Linked DNA regions of Mus musculus: region 1 is linked to region 2. Evidence: chromatin loops called from intact Hi-C (ENCODE). Cell type or tissue: heart. All regions are shown on one strand.

What was found. Hi-C counts contacts between places; a loop is a spot of excess contacts. Peaks named below come from ENCODE experiments on the same cell type or tissue, not always from the same donor. Only the 100,000 strongest peaks of a DNase experiment are listed, where the experiment ranks them.
Region 1: a loop joins it to region 2, with 2.1 times the contacts of the local background. A loop is called at or near these places in 1 of 42 quality-filtered maps.

Annotation. Positions count from the first base shown.
Region 1 is chr17:62,456,657-62,461,656 of GRCm38, reverse strand. It overlaps Gm25800 (a small nucleolar RNA gene), which reads left to right and starts at 4,537; the gene lies at 4,537-4,670. In heart, a CTCF peak has its summit at 2,543 (motif pointing right); a DNase peak (open chromatin) is centred at 2,556.
Region 2 is chr17:62,781,718-62,786,717 of GRCm38, reverse strand. All of the region lies in intron 1 of Efna5 (ephrin A5), which reads left to right. Gm52303 (a long non-coding RNA gene) reads right to left here. Exons shown (of 2, transcript XR_003952355.1): 1 at 2,376-5,000. It overlaps Gm46583 (a long non-coding RNA gene), which reads left to right. Exons shown (of 2, transcript XR_001782160.2): 2 at 1-5,000. Among named protein-coding and RNA genes, the nearest start is that of Gm52303, 6.0 kb to the right of the region's middle. In heart, a CTCF peak has its summit at 2,589 (motif pointing right); DNase peaks (open chromatin) are centred at 2,557 and 3,517; H3K4me3 peaks cover 958 bases; H3K27ac peaks cover 1,678 bases.

The DNA of each region.
Region 1 (5,000 bases), 330 kb after region 2:
CGAACTTCTCATGCCCCGGAACGCATATTAGCCTTGTTTACATTTTTGTTTGATGATGCCTTTTAAAAAAATGTACCATTCAGGACCCAGGATAGCTTGGTGACTTTGATGATCTATCTAGTAATCAGTGCTGTCTCGGCCTGAAGGAAGTTGATGATTTATAACTTTCCAGCACAGTTCAGTTTCAGTGATAATCCATCAAAGCCTTCAGCATTCTTCTCAGACCCCAGTCTCAGCGCAGTCTGACAAGATGCATTGGTCTTTGAAAACTGACCCTCAAGGCCATGCAATTCTCTCGAGAGTATGTATCAATGCAGCGCTCAGGATAGACATCCCCAAATATCGAGGGTAGGTGCTACTCTCAGAGAACAAGTATCATTGTAGATATCGATAGGGAAAGAGAGGTTCTGTATTGTTAGAACACAAATGTAGTAAGTGATATATAATCACACCGGTCTAATATGATTTGTGGATCCAAAGTAGCTTTTAAACTTGTTCTCATTTAGACAGCAAATCTGTGCCAACTATTTGTTATGGTCCTTTCTCCTGTTTGGATCACCTCAAATCGATTTTGTAGGTTAAAAACCAGAAAGTGTTGTCTAGAGGAAGTGACTGAAAACAACTTATATTTGTGGAACAATTCTGGTGATTAGCGATAAGTGAATGATTGAATGCTTTATAAAGTGAAAATTTACAAGGGGTGGACTTTATATCTGTATTCAGTAGGATTCCCATGATAGCTGAGTGAGTGGAGAAAAGAATTCTGGATAAAAATCACAGAATCTGCACTTTGGGGGGCTGCAGAGTGTGGGGACCTACTGTGTGGAGACCTGTACCTCTGCTGGTATGGACAATGATGACGAAAGGCAGGGGAGGAGTGGGGTAGTCAGGAACACTGATTTGGAAAGGGAAAGCCAGGAAAAAATGGCGGATGCCCAAGAATGCCTTTAGGGCAGTCTCTGTAGAGCTTTGTGCAAACATGTGACAAAATTCATCATCAAGATCTATATAATCCTTCAGTGATCTGGTGGTCGGACAGCCTTGTATTATATATGGTGTAATATAGAAAACTCCAAATGAGATTTAGGTATGTTCTAGCTATCGTGCATGGATACTGCCTACAAAAAAATTACGAAAAAATGTTCTGAATACCTTAAACAAAGCTAGATGTTGTCACTCAGTAGCACCATCTATGCTTTCTGGTTTATGCAGACAAGAGTAAAAGGAGGATTGTATTCTTTCAATACTTCAGTGTGGGAAACAGAGATTTTGCAAGATGTCATCTCACAAAATAGGAACTTATAGGGAAGTTCCTTTTAAGGCCTTTCGGGACATGTATGTAATTCCACAAAATACACATGGGTAGGAATACAGCCGAGAGGAAGAGCTGTGGATGTTTCAAATGGGATTTAGAGCTGTATTGAAACAGGAGGAATGACTCAGTATTAATAGTCACGAAAGATACCCAGGCTGAACTTGGAGTCTATAGTACATTTTTAGATTACGAATCAATCAAATGTGTCCAGATAGGAGCTGACTGAATGGGCTTAGCTTTCTTATCACTTAAGGGATCACACCTTCAGGTGATCTCACCTCTTAGAGTAGGAAGGCCAATAGATGCCAACAAGAATCCGAGAAAGTTGAGTGTCCACCAACTGGAAGTTGAGGTCAACGGGTTAGAGAGATAGTTGCTGAGGAAGAGACTGCAGGTCAGAAGGGGAGAGGAGAGGAAAAAGTATTTGTAGTCTGTGGAAGTAAGAGCCTTCCCTGCATCTCTGATCTTTAATAATTAATTAAAGATTGCTTTTTTTTTCAGCAAAGCCTGCAGGGTGACATGCTGTTCCTAGGATGGATTTAGTTTCTCAACTGGGACGATGGGTGCTGTCCTGGTATGTGAAGAAACAGTCCCTTGTGGGGGTACATCTAGGGCTACCAGGCTAGGGTTTGCAGTATTCTGTTAGTTGGTTTGAGATTAATGGCTGAAGGTCAACGAAGGAAGCCTTAAAAGTTCCCTTGTGAACAACAGGCTGAGGATTTCTTTTTAAATCAAAGCCAGTGGGCACCGCCAAGCAGAGGAAATTGGAACAGTTCTTGGAAAAGGAGGAGAGGTCAGTGAGAGCCATGCTTGGGTTCGTCTGTGGCCCTTGCCTTCCCTCACTAGATGAGAACAAATCTCAAGGGTCTTGGCTGTGACTGTGGGATGGGAATTAAGCCCGCTGTGAGCCCAGAGGTAGAAGCCAGCTCTCCTAGAAACTTGAGAAATTAGTCGGAGGTATAATGCCAGGGACTGGACTAAAGGTCTGTAAAAGTAGTTAGAAATGCCACTGAAACGGAACAAAGATAAATAGCCTCAGAGCAGGGAAGCGCCACCGGTTAAGTGAGCGTCTACAGACGTTCCAGCCACTTACTGATCCAAGCTCAACAGGAAATGCCATGTAGAGTAACTGAGATTCAGGGTTTGAACCGACAACTATGCATCAATGAACAGAAAAGACTTAGCTCTCAAGGCTGAGACTTAAATGAACTGCAACTCCGATCCATCCACCAGGGGGCAGTAAATTAAAGCCTGGTCCTCCAGGACTTGCTGAAGCAGATGTACCATTTCTTGGGAGCCTCTAGGATTTAATTTCCAAACCAAGGAGCCAAATATTTCTGCTTGAAGGAAAAAGAAAGCAACTCTGTCAAGCCTCAGGACACAAAACCAAACTTTGGGCCTGAGATGAGGCATGTCCATGGAAGTTGGCCCGGTGTATGTGTGCTTCAGTCTCGTGGACTCTCATCCCCAGCCATTGAAGTCCTCTGATTGCAAATGTTGAAGAGCTGAGTAGGCACGTGTTGGACAATTTACCCTCTAGTTTAACTCAGGAGTGGCATAAAAATCACCCACACAGTGTTTTGCTTCTGTTTTAATTGTTTTTGTTGGTGTTATGAAGAACTTCTGTCACCATGTTGCTCAGAAATCTAAGAGCAAGAGACAATCCTCCTAGGGCCTCTGTGGTTTTAGCAAGGGGCTCCTCTTGACTGTCATCCTCCATGAGTATAATCATTCAGTGGGTATGTCTTCTCTGATCTCTCAAATCAGAATCACAAAAGTAGTTTATAGAGCCTTAGATCAATAACAGACCACGAGGGACTAAAACATTCCAGAGCCATGTAAAAATTCCAAAGAAATATGCCCTATGTTAGAAATCCACGGTCAGATATGGTTGCACACCAGGAAATACTTTATTCCTGCGTTTTCTTCTGAGTACACAATTTAGCTGATACTAATATTACCAGAGACAGAGATTGGAGAGGGATTGACAACCCATCGGAAACATGACAAGTGTTGTCCCTGGACTTGTTAACAGCAGCTTTGAGGGTCATGGTGCTTGAGAGATGACTCATGCTGTAAAAGTCAGCAAAGCAAAGAGAATAAAACTTGGTGTGAGATATCAGAACGGGAATAAGAGGAGCCATTGGGGTGCATGCACAGAAGTCATTTTAGTCTTTAAGAACATTGTCAAATAGTACTACCAGAGGATCCCGCAATACCTCTCCTGGGCATATATCCAGAAGATGTTCCAACTGGTAATAAGAACACATGCTCCACTATGTTCTTAGCAGCCTTATTTATAATAGCTAGAAGCTGGAAAGAACCCAGATGTCCCTCAACAGAGGAATGGATACAGAAAACGTGGTACATTTAAACAATGGAGTACTACTCAGCTATTAAAAAGAATGATTTTATGAAATTCTTAGGCAAATGGATGGATCTGGAGGATATCATCCTGAGTGATGTAACCCAATCACAAAAGAACTCACATGATATGCACTTACTGATAAGTGGATATTAGCCCAGAAACTTAGAATACCCAAGATACAGTTTGCAAAACACATGAAACTCAAGAAGAGCGAAGACCAAAGTTTGGACACTTTGCCCCTTCTTAGAATTGGGAACAAAACACCCATGGAAGGAGTAACAGAGACAAAGTTTGGAGCTGAGACAAAGGATGGACCATCCAGAGACTGCCCCACCTGGGGGTCCATCCCATAATCAGCCACCAAACTCGGACACTATTGCATAAGCCAGCAAGATTTTGCTGAAAGGAGCCTGATATAGCTGTCTCTTGTGAGGCTATGCCAGTGCCTGGCAAACACAGAAGTGGATGCTCACAGTCATCTATAGGATGGAACACAGGGTCCCCAATGGAGAAGCTAGAGAAAGCACCCAAGGAACTGAAGGTGTCTGCAACCCTATAGGTGGAACAACAATATGAACTAACCAGTACCCCCAGAGCTCCTGTCTCTAGCTGCATATGTAGCAGAAGATGGCCTAGAAGATATGTATAATGCCCGGGCAATGACAATAGATATTTGTGGAAAGTGTTTAGTATTAAAAAGAATATAATAGTGAATGTATACTGTGCATTTGTCATGTGTAAAGCACTGTCCTAAATGCTTATATATTTAACCTTTTAATATATTTGATTCATGTGATAATACTAGAGTGATCTATTAATGTTATTGTATTTTTTATTAAGAATAAAGTTTTCCTAGCAAGCCACCAGCATGCTTGGGTCTGCAGTGACCCTGTGCATCCCTAAAGTGCTTGCCAGAACAATTTTGAAGTTGGTTTGAGGCCTTGCCCTGGTCTTTCCAGGGCAAGGTTATAGAAATTTCAGACAATATGGCAGACACTTGCCACGTGGATAAATTACAAGCCGTCTAGGAAACCTAAGGTGCTGGAGCTAGAAGAGACTTGATGGCACTTCAGAGACCATCAGGCTGTTTTGTGGAACTTCCACCAAAGAGATACAGAAATGGAGACTAAGAAATGAGACTCCAGGGCTGCAGAGATAGATGGCTCAGTGGTTAAGAGTACTGACTGCTCTTCCAGAGGTCCTGAGTTCAGATCCTAGCATCCACATGGTGGCTCACAATTATCTGTAATGAGGATCTAATGCCCTCTTCTGGTGTGTCTGAAGACGGCGATGGTGTACTGACACACATGAAACAAA
Region 2 (5,000 bases):
TTTTATCCTCCTTATCTTAAGCCCCCGTCAAGATCAAACTCACTCGAGCATTCACATCCACAATTGAATCTCACCAGCTTTTTTTCTTTAAGTTAACATCAGTTCAAACTCTCCCTACTGCTTCTGTCAATAGATCTTTTAAAGGCAGGCATTAGAGTTAAGTTTGCCTTTAGTGTTTTCCCCCCACACTGCATAACGTTGAGCCCAAGGGCTTCTTTTAATAGGCATTAGTTAAGGCCTAGAATTGGGTAGACATTTGTGAAGGAGACTTGAAGTTTGGAACAGAATTGGTCTTTATAGCTTTTCCATGGGGGGAAATCTTCTTAGGAGAATAAAGGCTGCCTGCTAATCTGCTACCATCTGGAGAATGAAGAAGCCAGAGGTTGTTGGCACCAGGTCACATCCCTTATGTAAACTGTCAAATTCTTTTCATATTAATGGCATATTGAGTTTAATCTGAGGGGTATCAGACAGAGCTTATTTATTGATACTCTCTCTCTCTCTCTCTCTCTCTCTCTCTCTCTCTCCTCTTGCTGACATAGTTTCTAAGTATTGTTACAATATGAGAGTATTGTAACACAGTGTAGCTTAAAAAAAAAAAAACCAGAACAAGGTTGGCTTCCTGAGAGATGGCGGACTTCCCTTGTGCTAGCACATGGCTTACTGTTGTGATGTTTGCAGAGGTGAATAACCTTCTCCACGGCTTGTCCAGCTGATAGCCACTGTACTTACCCCACATTTGAAATAAAGAGAGGCTGATTCTGGCTTTCCTAGAGAATGCATGTGTGAACATGGATGTGCAGTTTGGAGCCTTTGGACACGTGGAGCAACTGAAGTCATCCCAAGTCTTATGGGGGTCATCTACTGTCTAAGTGGTAACCAGTAAAAGTTCTTTGCATTTGAACATAATTATGAGAACCTCTGGCTTCCTGTAGACACAGGGTCAGGTAAACTACAGGTGTCTTGATAACTCTATTCAGAGAAGAATTATTCCCCAAACGGGTACAGATTGATCGGGTTCATTGTAAAATTGCTCAGTTCCCCCCTCTTATAAATAAAAATCAGCCCACATTGTCATTCTCACAGCTTTTGGTAGGTAAACATTTCCCTCATCAAGCTATTCCTGGGGATGCCTGCCTACAGGACCAGCTAAGGCAAGAGGTGAATAAAATACACTCTTGAATTAAATATTGTCCCACATCGGACATGGGGACAAAAACACACCTGACGGTCAGCAAGCGTTCTTCGAACTAGCACATACAAGGATAACTATAAACTGTTTCATTTGGGTAGTCTTCCACTTGCAGAAGAAACACAAAGAACTGAAAACTAAAAATTTCAGCAAACTGGATCCAATAAAGAGCAAACAACCCGTTTCGATGTATGGCAGTGTCTTTAAAATTCAGAAATAAGGGATCCCCCCCCCACCCCCCCCACCCCCGGTCCTGTATTCCATGGGCGTTTCTTCTTACCCCTTGGTTTCGTATGTAAACTAGAAAATGAAAACCAGACCCAGTGACCCAAAGGGGATGAAGCATGTTTGTTTTGTCTATTATATTTCTCTGCTCACGCCTAGATGCCTTGCATCCCTGTCCCCCGTGTTTGAAGTCGAGAGCTGGGAACAGACATGAGATTGAGGTCCCAGGGGGAAGCCAAGTTCAGCCTGAGCTGGTGAACTCTCGGAGACTAAGGGCATATAACTCCGAGCTAAAGACGCTCAAGTATGACGTTTCTGTCAGGAGTGCAGAGACCCGTGTGCCTCCACAAACAGGTTTTCTTTGTGGTAGTCTGAACCAGCTGAGCGCCGTGGCAATTTTCCTTGAGTAACTAGTTCCAATGGACGACAGCGAGTTTAAACACGAGCCCCAGATTACAAAGTGTTTTCTGCCCAAAGTGTTTTGCTGGAATTTTTTTTGGGGGGGGGGAGACGACGGGGGGGGGTAGTGTGCCAATATTGTGAAACATTAGCAGGGTTTTGTAAGAGGCCAAACATAGGACAAAATAGGTGAGAGGGGAAAGCGGAGACACTGGAAGAGCAGCTCATGAAAAAATGTCTGTGCACCTAGTAGCTCGCAAAGAAATAGGGGGTAAGTGGGGGATGGCGTGGGAACACAAGGCTGATTTTAGGTCACTCGCTGGCAAGGTGTTCTGTCTACTGTTCGAATGGGTTTTAATCCTAGGCTGCTGTGTCATGTGCTTGGGACCTTAAGTAATTACTATTAAGAATGTCACAATAAACCGGAGCCATTAGAAGGATAGTGGAGATTTAGTCCCATAGTCAAGCGCTATAAACATGTGAGTGTAATTTAGGAATCCTTTCTGCGGCTGGGCCCCATAAAATGGCCTCTTTCCTCCCTGGCTTTCCAACGTCTCACCTGCAAAGCAGTAATCAGCGTAGTCATTCTTTCCAGCCGCCTTGTAATTTATCTGACTGCAGAGAACCGTGACGGAGGTAGATTGTGGTTGGGGCGGTGACCCGCACCTTTTGCTCTTTTTGTGTGCTTTGCGAGGGACTCGCCCATCTAACCCTGCCGGATTCTCTGTGCTGTGCAAGCAATTCTGCCTTCTCTGGAGAGAGACCAAGAGGCGGAGTTCAGAGTGGCGGCCAGCAGGGGGCGCCCTTGCCAGATAAGAACAGTTTTTTTTTTTTTTTTCTTCCCCCAATACCAACATAGCACAAACATCACACAGTCGCTATCCTGTCCTTTTAAATTAATTTGGCTCAAGATTGGCCCCCAGAAACATTTTGCTTTGTGTTCCCAGCTCCCGGGCCACACCTGTCTGACAAGTTCTTCCACATCACTGTTTCCAGCTTCCATCACCTTAGCTGCCAAATGGTCACCTTTTACTTAGAAACTGGAGAGTGGTTTTTTTTCTCTCTTTCTATATCACAGGTCAAGCTGAAGGGCACAGTCACCTGCAGGGAATGGGACCAAGTATGTTCACTGAGCATTTTGCTGTTTTACATGAGCTCACCAAGAAAGAATGTCTCTACGAGGGAAGGAAAAACCTGTTTCCTTAGAGTGGCCCACAGCTTGTTTTCTCTTGTCAGGGTGATAGCTCTTTGGTTCCTGCCAGTGGGTATACACTGGGAAAGGTGGGAAAAGATCCTGAAAATTCCAGGGGTGGGCGATTCTTCTAGCTGGGAGGACAGTGTCTGATTCCTAAGGGTGACTCAGTACAGTAATTCTGACAGTCTAAACAGCACGCACACACACAAATACATGAGTGTGAATGTGTGGTAGATGACAGTCTATCAGGGTGGTGACTAGAGGAAGCATTTTGTTTCTTAAAAGCTTGGCTTCCATGAACTTGGTGCTGGACCTTTATTGGATAAAGTCCTCCCACCCAGCCAGACAGCCAGACGTCTGCACAGGAAGAGTTCCCAGTGCACACCAGGGCCTGTTACCACAATCTAATGCTTTATCGGGAGAGCCTTTTCTCGACTGCCCGAGCCACTAGGATCCTGTGCCCTCTGCTCTGCTGGAGGACGAGCTGCCCTGACACTAGAACGACTGCCACTCTGGCTGAGGTGAGGTGGAGGGCAGAACCTGCAGCAGGGGATGCTGTACTCTGCTTCAGGCTCTGAGCCCTCCTCTGCTCCCCATCCTCTGAGGCTGGCTCCAGTTTTCAGCTAGTCCTCAGGCAGCCGTGATTCGCAAATCACTGCTTCCTGTTACACATTCTAAAAGGGAAAGAACACAAGGACCTTGAGAGCAGGTACTTAGCGCCGAGGCAGCAAGGTGAACTCATTGAGTCTCGGGTAGCTTTCAGGAGTCTGTGCGCAGTGAGTTTGTTCAGATGTTTAGTAGTTGGCAGTTATTTGAGGACATGACGTTTTCTTGCTTTTCAGCCCCTTGCAAGTCTTTAACCATTTCAGCTATCTAAAGAGAGAGTCACAACTCCTTTATCTGTTGGTTCTAGTTTGCTCATGTAAATGGCCTGGTTAAGGTAGTCACACATGTGCAAAATAAGGCCTCAGAATTAGTTTACTAAAAAAAAAAAAAAAAAAGAATGGCATTTATTTTCTGTCCCGGCACCCTGCTACTAACAGAGTCATTTAATGCCTGCTTCTCAAGCTCTTCTTCATTTTAGAAGTCATCTTTAGATGATGTCTTTCCCTAAGCCTCATTGTTCATGAGTTATATTGTGAATCCATTTGGACACTGACCAGGAACTTGGTATAATTGCTCACACACAAGTAAAAGCTTTCTCTGTGTATTAATTAGTTGATATAAGGGATTAAGATGGTTACAGGAAAGGCCTTGCTGCTTCCCCGGGAATAGTTAGGCCAGGTGGGTGCCAAGGCTTTGTCCGATCCCATTTGCTCAGCAGGTTCCCTTGATGAAGGCACAGAACATGTACAGCAGCGGGACTCCATGAGGCAGGAAAACACAGGGTCTTTTGGATTCACTGTTTCTGTTGATATGAAATGTGGAGTATTAATCAAGACTAATTACAAGCACTGAGTTTAGAACAAACTGGAGGGCAGCTCAGGGCATGGTTATATCTGTAATCATGGGCTGTAAGGTACCAGGATAATTACTAGAAATTAGAGGTCCTTCAGTTTTGGGTCTTCTCAAAAATACAGGAAGAGTTTCTCTCCCCTACCAGGAGCTGGGCCTCTGCTCTGAACTTGTGTTAAACAGATACAACATCTTTGAAATATGCCTTACACACACTGTGTCAAAATTTAGAAGTTATAGAAAGAATCCAGATAGTTCTAGCCTATCCTTCTCCTCTTTTGAACTTGAAATAAAAGTTGGAATATATTTGGTTGGGGTAGAATTTAATAGTTCAGTGCCCTTTACTCAAAGACTGTTTCGTGGAATATTATATTTTTTTAAAAAGAAAATATCTACAGTCTTTTATATGAATAAGTTTACCATCACGTCTTTTATTTGAAAAACAGTAGTGTGTAATTGTTTCACAGTGTGGGTTTCAGACTGTAGCTGCCATTTCTGTGGTGGCCCCTGTGTTTTTAGAGGAACCTCCACATG